Linked DNA regions of Homo sapiens: region 2 is linked to region 1. A link is a contact called in ENCODE Hi-C data. All regions are on one chromosome and are shown on one strand. Each heading gives the region's core, a stretch centred on a gene start or an enhancer-like site at or near the end of the contact. The rest is flanking DNA. Distances are from core to core; before and after follow the strand shown. Region 1 holds the start of MRPS31 (mitochondrial ribosomal protein S31). Region 2 overlaps LOC124903162.

Region 1 (7,003 bases), core at 1,959-4,458:
TACACAAGTCATATTAGTTTTTCAAAGGACAGACTTTTGAAGTTTGGGGGGAATTTATTGAAATTCTCTTCATGATTTAATTTATGGCCAAGTAGAACTATCCTATTAATTCTCTTTTTTTTTAAGTCAAATTTATTTATTTATTTAGAGAGAGGGTTTTGCCCTGTCATCTAGGCTGGAGTGCAGTGGCTCAATCACTGCTCACTGTAGCCTCCACCTTCTGGGCTCAAGCAATCCTCCCACTTCAGCCTCCCAAGTAGCTGAGACCACAGGGGCACCATGCCCAGCTAATTTTTTTATTTTTTGGTAGAGACAGTGTCATGAGTTCAGCTAAAATTCCAGAAGAAGAGAATGGCTATAGGTGGACAACAGCAATCCGTGCCAGAGTGCGACTGGATGGGGCAGGAGACTACATTAACCACGGTGGTCAAAGAAAGCCTCTATTGTAAGAAAGTGATAGTGGAAGGAACCAAATGGTAGAGAAGACTAAATTTCAATTCTGGCTTGTGACCCTCAGCCAGGCACTTTCACATAGTCACGGCCTATCTACCCTTACGGAGCAGGGAGGTAATTTACTGTGTCTGCACTACCTTAGAGTAGATTAAGAACAGGGTAGCTGGGACAAGGTCTTCCCCCAGAGAAACTGAAATTGAGATGGAAGTTTTCATCTTCTTTGTTAAGAGATTTTAGGGTTTTAAAAAACCCATTTGAAGGATATTATAAGAAATCGAAAAAAGATGAGGTAACTATTAAATGTGATCCACATGGACTGCTTATTATACTCAAGAATGGATTTTCCACTGGGTATCAAGTGATATCAAGGAAAGTATGCTGTACTGCTAATATTCTATTTCTTGATCCAGGTGGAGGTTTATATGGGTGAATTAACTCTGTGATCATTCCTTAAACACATTTTTGGTCAGGCACGGTGGCTAATGCTTGTAATCCCAGCACTTTGGGAGGCCAAGATGGGAAGATCACCTGAAATCAAGAGTTCGAGACTAGCCTGGCCAACATAGTGAAATCTGTCTCTGCTAAAAATGCCAAAATTAGCTGGGGGTGGTGGTGCACGCCTGTACTCCCAGCTACTCGGGAGGCTAGGGCAGGAGGATTGCTTGAACCTGGGAGGTGGAGGTTGCAGTGAGCTGAGATAGCACCACTGCACTCCAGCCTCGGTGACAGAGCAAGACTCCATCTCAACAATAACAAAGATACATTTTCATCAACATATTTATAATTCATACACTTTTCTGTATTGAAGTTGCTAAAGTTTATAGGAGGCCGTAGTTTTGGACAAGCTTCCTGTACTAGCCCCCAGCACACCAGAGCAAACCAGAATAGTCACTTGTGCTAAGTGCCAAGTAATCAAACTGAACTTTGAAATCAGGGCCAGTTTTCCAAAAGCAGGAGATTCACAGCACCAATCAGAGGGGCCCTAGTTTACCTGAGCCAGCATGACAAGGAATCCCTCTGTTTTAACCCTATAAGGAAGGTAACTTTGAAATGACCAATCTGATTTTTGTTCCCTGTTTCTATTTTCTTCAACTCTTTTGTGCTTGTAAAGCCAAACCCCTCTGCTCAACTCACTGGAACACTATTCTAGAATCACAAATAAAAACCAATTATGCTAAATTTGCCATAATTTTGTTTTTTGACAAAGTTATGCTTTAATTTTTGTTTGTTTTTTTACAAATCAGACAAAGTAAGCATCCCCAAGTGTACTGTGTAGAGCATTCAGTCACAAAGGTTCTGTTAGTGTTAGTGGATCTCAGGAAGATCTGCTCAATGTAAGCTGTGTTTTAGTATCACAAAAACTCACCTCCCCACCTTGATTATTTTTTGAGAGGACAGGGAAAATGTTGATGTAAACTTTGGAATGCCTTTATGGAATTTTAGGCTAGTGGTTCCCATGTGTCCTATTAGCCAACATTTCCCACCAGATTTATTCTCATCCCCTTCCAAGTTTGGGAACCCCACATCTCTTCTGGGGTCACAGTTCCCTGTTTCATGAGGGACAGGTAAAAGCCAAGTCTCTCTCTTGCATCTTTTCATCCTTTTTTTTTTTTGAGACGGGGTCTCACTCTGTTGCCCAGGCTGGAGTGCAGTGGCACAATCTTGGCTCACTGCAGCTTCCGCCTCCCGGGTTCAAGCTATTCTCCTGCCTCAGCCTCCCGAGTAGCTGGGATTATAGGCACTCGCCACCACGCCAGGTTAATTTTTGCATTTTTAGTAGAGTCAGGGTTTCACTATGTTGACCAGGCTGGTCTTCACCCCTGGCCTCAAGTGATCTGCCCGCCTCGGCTTCCGTAAGTACTGGGATTACAGGTATGAGCCACTGTGCCCCCGGCGTAAATCTTTTTTTCTTTTCTTTTTTGTTTTTTTGAGACAAAGAATCTCGCCCTGTAGCCCAAGCTGGAGTGCAATGGCGCGATCTCGGCTCACTGCAGCCCCCACCTCCCGAGTTCAAGCGCTTCTCCTGCCTCAGCCTCCCCAGTAGCTGGGATTACAGGCGCCCGCCACCACGGCCGGCTAATTGTGTGTGTGTGTGTGTGTGTGTGTTTGTATTTTTTTTTTTTTTTTTTTTTTTTAGTAGAGATGGGGTTTCACCATGTTGGCCAGGCTGGTCTCGCACCCGTGACCTCAAGTGACCCACCCGCCTCGGCCTCCCAAAGTGCTGGGATTACAGGCGTGAGCCACCGTGCCCGGCCATAAAGCTATTTTTGAAAAATGAAACCTATGTCTCATTTTGACTCTACATCAAAAATAAAGACTGAAAGGAAACGCTAATTCATAGGGCAGCAGGTCTTTTAGTAATTTTTTTTAAACCTCTTTGGTGGCCATGGCGCATTTTGAGAACGTGGTGAACGCTGTAGACCCTTCCCCTCCAAACATCGCAAAATATTGTCTGTTAAAGAAGAGACTGATCTCACTGGCACCATCTGTAGTTTTTGCACAACTGGTCACGCCCTCCACTGTCGGGTTCGCCGGTCTGGGACCCGCCTCGGCCAGCGAACCTTTGCTGAACTCTGGCGAGGACTCCGCCTCTAGGACTACAATCGCGGGGTGGGTCGGGTCGCTTGGAGGCAACTGGCTCCGCCCGGCCGCGGGCGAGTCCGGAACACAGTTACCCGCCCCTGTAGCCCACCGGAGCGCAAAGGGGGAGGAAGGCGCCAGGCCGGAAGCGGAAGAGAGGGCGGGGACGTGTTTGGCAGCGGGACGCACCATTTCAGTTGTGTTCTTGGTTCATTTCGTGTCTCGGCGATGTTTCCTAGAGTCTCGACGTTCCTACCTCTTCGCCCCCTTTCCCGCCACCCTTTGTCCTCTGGAAGCCCGGAGACATCAGCGGCTGCGATTATGCTACTCACTGTTCGGCACGGAACAGTCAGGTACCGCAGTTCAGCGCTGTTGGCCCGGTAGGTCCTCAGGCAACCCCGTGCCCCGTCCTGTACATCCTCCGACTTCCTGGGGTCGATGTTACCACCTGCTGGGTCTTAGAAGCTATTGCTTTAAATCTGAGGAAAGAGAAATCCCAGAAAGAAAAGATGACTTGCCCAAGGTCATAGTGTGCGTGAAAACAGAGCTACGATTACAAACCTGGTCGCTGTGCTCTACTACACGCCGCGCCTCATTCCTCTTGTCATCATCTCCTGTCAGTTTACCCAGGTTTTTATCTTTTGCCTCCCAAGATTTATTTGATAGTCTCATTTGTTTTCCTTCATTTATTCTTTAGTTCATTACTGAAAAACTCGAAAAACAGCGTGCCAGTACTGGTTGTAAACCCCAAGTGAGACAGTCCTGCCATCACGGAGCGTGTAGTTCCAGAAAGTAGACAATTCAAGTGCTATGTAGTGAAGTAATAGCTGAGATAGTGTAGGTAAACAGAGTACACTATTCAGCCAACATGAATGAGTACTTGCTGGGATAGCAAATAGGGACACCTAACCATTATAGGGGAGACTCAGGATATCGTTTCTGGAAAAGTCTGACGAAATCTGAAGGAGGACCACTGGTTGAAGTTAGCCAGGAAAAAAGGGAATTGTGGCATACTTGGTTTTGGTATTTATCCTCCGAGAACTTTATTATGAAAACCTAATTCCGCTGCATAAATTCCATGCGTAACACTCAGAAGGCAGTTTGGTTAAGTACAGTGCTGAAGCAGGTTAGTAGCAGTGAAGATGGGAAGGACCAGCTGAATGGAGGAGAAAAATTGCACAGGTAGAATTAAAGGGATGTGACGTCATGGGATAATGGTAGGGTAGTCAGAGATAGCAAAAATTTCAACTGGCTGCGTTGGAGTATTAGGGTATCCTTAATGTTAACAGAAGAATGCGGAGCCAGGCTTGAGAAAGATTTTTCCATATATTATAATTTTTAGAAAACAACAAATACCTGTTTATGTTAGGGGGCCTTTTAATATAGAAAGTGTGAAAAATGGAAAGTCAGTCTGAAAGAGGAGTCTTGAATGTGGTGTTGAAGGTGTTGCATTTGAAGTACTGATGAGCTGCTGTCAGTGGAAACAAACTCAGGTGGGAGGTTAGGTCGAGAGGTTTATTATTTTTAGTGCTAGGGAGTTACTTAGACGTGATTTTCCTATAATGTAGATTGTTTTCTGTGGTATGATAGCAGTCTTGAAAGAAAACATTGTAGTAAAGATTACATGTGAGATTCATTCCCCTGATTACCACTTTTCTATTAAAATACCTTGAATAGTAACTTTAAATGTAAAATAATGACCATTTTCTTAAATAGATTGTACCATATATTGAATATTATAATGAGAGTCCTGTGTACTGATTATGAGGATACTAGTTATGCAGTTGGTTTTTTATTCTAATTTTTAAGTGCCTGATTTGATAGCCTCTGACGTTTTCATAAGCAGATCAAATAGTTTCAGCATTTTTTGAAATTGCCATTTTCTCTTTCATGTAAGTATCCTTAACCTGCGGCTGCCATTTTCTGGCTTTGAGAACTTGATAATATATATATATATATATATATATATATATATATATATATATATATATGGACAGAGTCTTGCTCTGTCGCTTAGGCTGGAGTGCAGTGTGTGATCTCGGCTCACTGCAACCTCTGCTCCCTGGGTTCAAGCGATTCTTCTGCCTCAGCCTCCCAAGTAGCTGGGACTACAGGCACCCACCACCACACCTGGCTAATTTTTGTATTTTTAGTAGAGACTGGATTTCACCATATTGGCCAGGCTGGTCTTGAACTCCTGACCTCATGATCCGCCCACCTCCGCCTCCCAAACTGCTGGAATTACAGGCGTGCACCACCATGCCCAGCTGAACTTGATACAATATTTAACCCAGGGTCTGATACAGGCTCTTGAGCTCACCTGCATGGGAATCACCTGGGGTTTAGTTAAAATGTTAAATTCCAAACTAAGAATTGTGTTTTAAGTCAGCTCCCTATGTGATTTGTATAACCTGTAGAGATTCATAACCACTACTTTAACTTCTGTGGGCAACAGTTTGTACTGTAAAGTGAGAATAATGAAACCTGTTCTGTTAAAGTGTAAGGATTAAGTAACATACATAGCTACTGTAACGTGGTCCTCTGACCAGCAGCGTTAGCGTCACCTGGGAGTTTGTTAGAAATGCAAATTCTCAAGTGTCTCCTGGACAAAGCTGTTGAATCAGAATTCTTTGGTGGGACCAAAGTATGTTTTAGCAAGGAGCATAGATAATTTCTGTGGGCCAGGTGTGGTGGCTCACACCTGTAATCCCAGCACTTTGGGAGGCGGGCAGATCGCTTGAGCCTAGGAATTCAAGCCTGGGCAACATGGCGAAACCCTGTCTCTACAAAAAATTAGTCCCAGTTAGGAGGCTGAGGTGGGAGGATCACCTGAGCTCAGGGAGGTCAAGGCTGCAGTGAGCTGAGATCACACCACTGCACTCCAGCCTGTCTGACAGAGTGAGGCCCTGTCTCAAAAAAAAAAAATTTTTATGCATATTAAAGACTTCCAGGGGATTTAGCGGGGTGATGCCTGTTGGAGGTCAGTGCCCTCCTAGTTGGGGGGTGGGGGCTAAGCTTAAAGTTTGAGAAGCAGTGCTGTAGCACGTCAGCTTCATAAAGGCAGGGACCATGAAATTCTTATTTACTAATATATTGTCAGTACCTAGTATAGTGCCCACCACAGAGTAGATATTCACTATATTTAGCAAATAATTTTTTAATATACCCTCTTACTGAAACTAACACATTCAGAGTTTTGAAAATTCTTCAGTAGTCAAATACCAAAACAAATTTTTAACCCCACAGAATAAAATTGGATATTTGGATTACTTAGAATTAGGAAATCTTTTTGCATGAGTCTAATATAGATGTAATCATTTGTGTTGTTCTTTTTCATAAATGTATCTAGTGAAGAAAGCACAAATGACATTTCTAGCCATTGATTATTCTCTTTTCTGTTCCATTCTAGCTTTCCTTACAAATGGTTATGGGTTAAGTAGCATGTAGCTCGATGACAATGTTGATCAGATTAGATAACACCCACTCAGAAAGTTTTTTTGAAATAATCTTTTTTATTGATAGAAATTTATTTTTGTATTGTTTAATGATAACTTTTAAAGAGGTATTGTGTTAAGAGCAAGGACTTGCAGTCAGTCACATTTGGGTTTGAGAATAATAAATTGTCATTTATTAACCATGTCAGTGTTTTTCTACCCAACCCTGGGGTAAATGGAGGGAGGGAACAGACTTGGGAGCACCAGCACCCCCAGACCTCCCCTGGCCACCCCAAGGACCAAGTGATCAATATCTCAGCACACCTCTACTTATTTGTGGCACACAGTGTGTTTTAGTTCTTAGTGAGCTGTGAGCTACATGACTTTGGGACTTCTCTGATTTTCAGTTTCCTTATCTGCAAAATAGAGACCTTAGGGAGTTAATGTGGGTATGAGAAATGTAAATAAAGTATATTTCACAAGATGAGACATGTAGTATATGCTAATAAATGGTAAGTTGCTGCTGTTATGGTTGT
Region 2 (7,003 bases), core at 1,806-4,305, 670 kb after region 1:
GATATGTCTTTTTCCTTTGCAGCCAACGAAGCCCAACAGAGACTCTCATAATCGATGATGCTTCCATTTGTCTTTCCTGAATTCCCTTTCTGCTTCTCCAGCCCCCTCAAGAAAATTCCTGCATGTTATTCCTCACACAAATAGAGCATATCTCTCCATTCCATACCAAACAATTCTGTCCATGGGTGGGTTACTCCCCACCTCACATAGGACCTTCTTGGCCTCAGGGTCTTATGTAATTGATGGGGTGGAATAGAGGAGGCAGAGTGGGGCAGATGTGGAAAACACAGCTTGGGGGCTGGTCTCCACTCTGATGTGCCTAATTTGGCTTGCAAGTATTTGTAAGAAAACATTTTTTGAACTAATTTCTAATGTTTGAAGAGGATATTTCCTCCCTAAAAGTTCAGATTTCTGGATTCTCTTAAACTTTGCACACCTGATGGCACTGGGCCTCCTTTCCCCTGAGCATAGTCGTCGTTCAGAGGTGGGTAGCAGCCAGCCAGCCTTCTTCAGTTGAGCACTTCCTTAGCGCTAGTTCCTTTCTGGCCTGCCTTGGTCATGTATGTTACCTCTCTGACATCTGCTATCATTTGACTTTGCACTCACTGATAGAGACAGAATGAGGGAGCAGATGTGGAGGAGAAATGGAAGAAGTTATTCATTAAGCCAGGGCTAGGAAGAGCGCTAAGGAAGAAGTTCTAAGGATGAGAACCCAGCAATGTCATTGAGTTTGATAAGGAGGAGATCATTGATGGCTTCCGTGAGTCCAAAAGTCAGATGGCAAGAGAGTGAAGAAGCTGATGATGGTTATGTAGGGTATAAGAGATCCACAGAACTGAGTCATGAAATGCAGAAGAGAGGTATGACAGTTTCAGAGATGTAAAATAGTGACCATTGATAATGTCTTCAGAATGAGACCCATGAAAGAAGGTTAACAAAGAAGGCCATGCTTATGATATGAAGGAAAAATAGATGTTGTCCAAAAGGGAGGTGGCATATCTATGACAAAATACATATGGTGGGATGGAGCATTCTGATTAGACGTGGGGAAGATTAGTTTTCCAGAGCTAGAGAGGGTTCATCTGTCTCCTCTGAGATTTGTAGACTCTGATGGCATTTTGTCCATGTTTTAGTTTTCCTTTTAAAATGGAGGGAACCTGAAAAGATTTGATTCACCATTGATAGCAGTAAGTTCCATTAAAAAAAGATCCCCACGATAGTTTCTTTTGCTGAATATTGTCCTGTGGCACTGTTTCCTTTTCTTGGTGCCCTTAGGAAGATCACACATGAAATTAGCACCTCAAATTTACATAAATAAATTTGATTTACTGAAAATACTATGTAATAGCCATTAAACATCATTTGTGTAGCCTGCTTGTAATCACTGCGAATTATCACTTCTGTTTATGAAATCCACGTGCCTCAACCCACAACTACTGAGACGTTACCTCCTTCAAGACCTCGAGTAGACTTGGTTCATGTTCTACTTCCTTACCTTCCTAGGATTCTTACTAAATATACCCACTTCTGTCTTCCTCAAGCTCCCAGACTGGAAATATTAGCTATTGAATAAATACATAATTATTCATCGGGGCTGAATCTTCACACATAGCCGTGACCAGCACTTGATCTTCTCATATAGCCGTGACCAGCACTTGAAGGAAGCCAGGACAATTCTTTTAGATTCTCTTCCTTGAAATGCCACCTCTTCCTTCCTCTGTGGCCTCATGCTCCTCAATTCCTGCTTTTTTGAAAGCCATAAGCCAGGCAGTAATGTTTGCCTCCTTGGCTTGATCTCTGCCTGAAGCACCCAAATGCCCCTCTGAATTTAGCAAGAGAAGAGACTTGGCTCCCTGCGCTGGTGGCTGCTATCTTGTTTCTACTCCCCAACTCTGATATTCCCCTAATCCCATCTTGCAACTTGGCTACTTTTCCCAGTATAAACACTTTTCCGTATGACAACTCCCACAACGCCCAGCTAGGGAGTTTCTCTGTTTACAGTTTGCAATGGGTTCATTATATTTACTTGATGGGGAAGGTTTCAATTACACCTCAGCCAGCTCATCCTCTTTAATTCATACTCCCACTACCTGCTCTTGTTACCTATCCTTCTAAATATTAGTCACCTATGTGAAGATAATAAAAAGATCCTTCTGGGTTATCTCCAATTGTATGTCTCTTTTCAAATAACGACTGATTGCCTGAAAAAAAAAATTAAAGTCTGAAGGCAGTGAGCGATTTGTAGAATGTGCAGCATCCACATTCATTGGAGCTGGAGAGATCTTGGAGAAAATTTAATCTAAATTCTTACTTTCCAGATGAGGCCTGGGGCAGAGAAGGGATTTACTCCAGATCATTTTATTCATTAATGGAAGATCTCCCGCCTTCCCACACAAGACTCCACACATGCACGATTCTTTTCTGGTTTTTTATTTCTGCTATGACAACACAGTCATATCTATGTAGTCCTATCTACATACAATGTAGTCGTGTGTGTGTGTGTGTGTGTGTGTGTGTATACACGTATGTACCAGGAGAATGGTTCCCAAACCTGTCTGAATCATCAGAATCATCTGAGATTCTTTTTAAAAAGACAGTAGCGAGAGTTTCTATCATATGTCCTGAAACAGTCTCTGAGGCTGGGCCCAGGAGTCCAAGGTCTGGCCTTGGGGTTGCTGCTTGATAAAGTTCCCTTGCCCTCCCAGCCTCTTTTTCCCCTCCCATAAGGCACTGCATTTTTCAAGATTGGCCGCAGATTTCATAACATCATTATCAATGTGAAAGGGACCCTTGGTGGGTTTCCTATGTTGTCATGGAAGAGCCCAGCATCCACAACAAGAGAGGCGTGCATGAGGCAGCCTGCGGCCCCAAAGGCAAGGCCCTGTAACTTTAAGCAGAGCTTAGCAAGCCTAGTAACTGGCTTTGTTTGTGTGTCTACGTGGAGGAGGAGACCAGCTTGTGAGCAGTACCTGGAGCCCGTGGGCGTACTCTGGGGAAGCTGCTGCATGAGTCAGGCCTGCAGAGGGTTGGGGACTGGAGTCCTTGACGCACTCAGCAATGATTCAGGGGCACAGCCGAGACCTCGGCATGCCAGGTTAAGCGGGTAAGCCACTCTCCCTGCCAGAGTGGGCCCTGGATGCATGGTAGGGAGCCATCTTAACTTGAACAGCTGTGTAATCACCAGTACCAGTAAAAGAGAGGGGACATGAGACAGTTTTCTCCTGGAACCTCCCCTGGAGTGTGAACACAAGGGAGTGGAATTGTGGGGTCAAATGGTCCAGGAGACCTGCTCCCAGTGAATAAACAAATTCACTAAGGCGTTAGCTCTAGAAAGATTTTATAACTTAGCTGGGTGTATTTGAGGGTGTTATCCATCAGCCAGATACAAGAGGTGGGGAATCTAAATACCTGCATGTGTTTTGGGGGTTGAATAAGTCCCCTCTGTTGTCGATGACTTGGGACAGTCCTAGGTGAAAGAGGTGAGGTTGATCAGTGACATTCAGGCTGCTTCTAGCCCCGCTATGCACTATGTACATATCCGAACTGAGTTCAGGTACTCTTTCTTCTTGATCCCTCTGAGGGTGAAATATTGGTCTCTTTGACCCTACAGTTGCCCAAAGTGGGGCAGTGCTCATAAATATTCACTCTCTTCTGATTTTATGGCTGATTGTACCCAAAACCTTGCTGTCTGGCAGGACAACTAGAGGCTGAGGCATAAGAGAAGAAACAGTGTGTCACTCTGATTTTTTCTGGCATCATTTTTACTCAGAGTTGGAAAGTGCCTCTCCTGCCACACACCTGTGAATCATTTAGAAACCAGGACTCACAGAACAGAGGGCGGACTTCATGCATAACCAAAAAGTTTCCTGGAGGCCGATAAGCTGATACAGCCAGAACAATTGTCTCTTTCCAGGTAGACAAAGGAGTGCAAGGCATATGACCTTTACGTATTTTTGTTTGTTTCTTTTTACCTTGGATCCTTTAGCCATTCTTGTTGGAGAGCCAGTTCTGGGAGAGGGAGTTTTTGACTAAGCAGCCAGTCCATGTTGAAACAAGCATTGTGGGGCAAGTGAGCTGAGCCCCATGGTGGAATGACAGCTACAAGTTAGTGGCATGGCCCCTTGGCAGTGCTGCCTGTCAGTTTCTCCACCACCCAGGCACAGGTGGGAGCAGCAGGTGTGGGCTCATTGAGTTACAAGGAAGCATGACCCATGATAACCAGGTCACATAATAAGGGCTGGTTTATTGCAAGAAGCAAGGGGTAATGAAGAAGGAAGTTCTCTCATAAGAAACTGCTGTGTGGTTAGTCCACACAGAGACTAGAGCTGGAGGCAGTGAGGCTCTAGGGACCTTGGCACTTGGGGGCGGTGAATCCCATGCTCTGCCATTAAAGTGGCTTGGCCAACCCTGGCTCTGGTTATTCTTGATGTATGTGCTTTAGCTTCTCCTCTCACCACCATGACTTAACACAACTTCTCTACACTTAATCTTCTGCTCAATGGTAGTTTCCACTTTCTCACAATTTTGGCTTACTCTACACTTCAGCTAACTCAAGGCTACTCGTGCACTCTTTCAACCTCAGCCCCTGATAGCAGCTTGAGTCTCTGTGTATTTTCCAATTCAAAGTCCTGTGAGTGAGAATATGATTGGTCCAGTGAATTCCTGGTAGTGCTCAGCTCTTTACAGTAGATCTCCCGGTAAGCCTGGACAGGCATCCCTGAGGCAGGTGTCTACTTCCAGACCAATCAGATGAGGACAGATGTAATAGGGGTCCATCGAGAACTGCCATTTCAGCAGTGGCCCTGGGTGGGACAGTGTCCCTTAGAAAGGGCTGCGGATGTGTTCTGACCATGTTGTACTACAAGCAGTCAAGAGTGAAAAACACTTCCATTAAAGGGAAAACCAACAGTTCTAATCACAGGCAAATGTCATAAATTGGGATATTGTCACTAGGTACTTAAAATATGGAGAAAATTTGATGTGGCCTAATAAACTATGCATAGGATAAAATATAATGTTGCTGAAAGCAATAATAAATTAAGGCTGGGCATGGTGGCTCACGCCAGTAATCCTAGCACTTTGGGAGGCTGAGGCAGGAGGATCACTTGAGGTCAGGAGTTCAAGACCAGCCTGGCCAACATGGTAAAATTCCATCAATACTAAAAATACAAAAATTAGCTGGGTGTAGTGGCACATGCCTATGGTCCCAGCTACTTGGGAGACTGAGGCAGGAGAATCACTTGAACCCAGGAGGTGGAGGCTGCAGTGAGCTGAGATTGCACCACTGCACTCCAGCCTCGGCAACAAGTTTTGAGACTCCTTCTCAAAAAATAAAATAAAATAAAGTAAAATAAAATAGTTAATTAATGTAATTTTATTTTGTTATTTTTTAAAAAATTATTTTTTATTTCAATAGATTTTTTGGGGAACATGTGATATTTGGTTACATGAATAAGTTCTTTACTGGTGATTTCTGAGATTTTGGTGCACACATCACCTTTAGGGGTAAAACAAATTATACAAAGATATAGAGATATTGGGGAAAGGGAGAGATTGGGAGAAAGGAGGTGGAAATCCAAGCAAGCATGACATACAGAGATCTAGGGGTCATAGTGGAACACAAGCACTGCTGAATATGAACAAGCAAAATATGTACAATTAAGTTGAGTTAGAACATGATTAATAGGAGCCAATAGAATTTCTTGTGTTCTTAGCGTTGCCTAAATCTTTATTACATTTAGTTTTGTTTTCATATCTTTTAAAGAGATGAAAAGGGTACTGAGGAGATTGAGGGATGTGGGTGAAAAGAAAGAAATAGAAGGGCTGTGAAATAATCGTTAGATTCCTTTGGTCTGGGAATTTAAAAAATAGTCCAAGGATTGACTTTTTAAATTAAGCTTCAAAATCTAAGGCAGCAGATGGATAGACTATCCTTTTATTCCAATGCCACAATTAAAATCGGAAAGAAAAATGAGGAGGCAAGGACTATTGGCGAGTTGATTGCCAAGCAACCGATCAAATTGCAAAGGGCCAAGCCAATTCACTTTTCTTAACAGAATAATTAGGCAGTATCTGAACTATGTGAAATTTTCTCCATCTTAAAGACACCAAATGAATTTGATTGTTTAGTAATCAATTCACTCCTCAGCACTAGTATCTCAGCCACAAATTCTAGGGCTCCTTGGGCTTCCATACTTCTGACCAACTGGCTACAAATTCAGGGGTTCCTACAACCCCCTCAGGCTCAATAGTTTGATAGAATAACTTGTAGAACTCAGGAAAGTGTTATACTTAAAATTACAGTTTAATTATAAAGGATGCAAATCAGGAGCACCCAAAAGAAGATATTAGGGCAAGGCCTGGGATGGTCTCAAATGCAGAGCTTCTGTGCCCAGTCTCCATACAATCAGAATGTGTCACCCTGCTGGCACGCTGATGTGTTCACCACCAAGGAAGGGGACCCAAGCCTCAGGGTCCAGAGTTTTTATTGGGGTTTCACTGTGTATGGATGATTGAATCATTGACCACATGTCTGAGCTCAATCTCCAGTGCCTCTCCTGGGAGGCTGGTGAATAGCAAATGGCTTGAAGCCCCGAGCCTCTAATCACATGATTGGTCTTACAGGCCTGGCCAACCTCCATCCTGAAACTATCTAGGGTCCCACCAGGATTCACCCTATTAGCAAAACTCAGGTGTGGTCCCAGAGGCCAATGTCTTCTGGTGAGGCTGGAGGCTCCCAAACTGCTGCTGTTGCTGCTGCCACTTCCCATGGGGAGAAACAGAGAGCTTAGGTGGTATTTCTGTGTCATAACCTGTCTCCAAGTGGCTTGGCCCTTCCCCTCCCCTCAATGCCTTTTCCTTTCTCCTCTCAGGCTTTCTTACTTCATGCCCCAGAGCTCTAAGATGGAGAAGTCACTCTTTCCTGTCTCATTTTTTGATTCAGATTATGATTGGGTTCAGATCCTGGCTCTGCCAGTTGTGAGCTGTGTGATGTTGTGTGCAT

The links. Hi-C counts contacts between places; a loop is a spot of excess contacts on that map. Pooled maps may share reads with other maps.
Region 2: a loop to region 1 is called in a pooled map, with 4 times the contacts of the local background. The contact joins the enhancer-like site here to the promoter of MRPS31 in region 1. A Hi-C loop is called at or near these places in 8 of 50 pooled maps.

Annotation. Positions count from the first base shown.
Region 1 is chr13:40,767,395-40,774,397 of GRCh38, reverse strand. MRPS31 (mitochondrial ribosomal protein S31) reads left to right here and starts at 3,208. Exons shown (of 7, transcript NM_005830.4): 1 at 3,208-3,413. The coding sequence starts at 3,262. RefSeq lists an enhancer at 3,150-3,319.
Region 2 is chr13:40,099,068-40,106,070 of GRCh38, reverse strand. All of the region lies in intron 3 of LOC124903162, which reads left to right. Among named protein-coding and RNA genes, the nearest start is that of LINC00332, 79 kb to the left of the region's middle. RefSeq lists a silencer at 5,205-5,375. Within about 2 kb of position 3,055, at least 4 of the 41 ENCODE cell types and tissues checked have a DNase peak (open chromatin) inside an H3K27ac peak, as active enhancers do.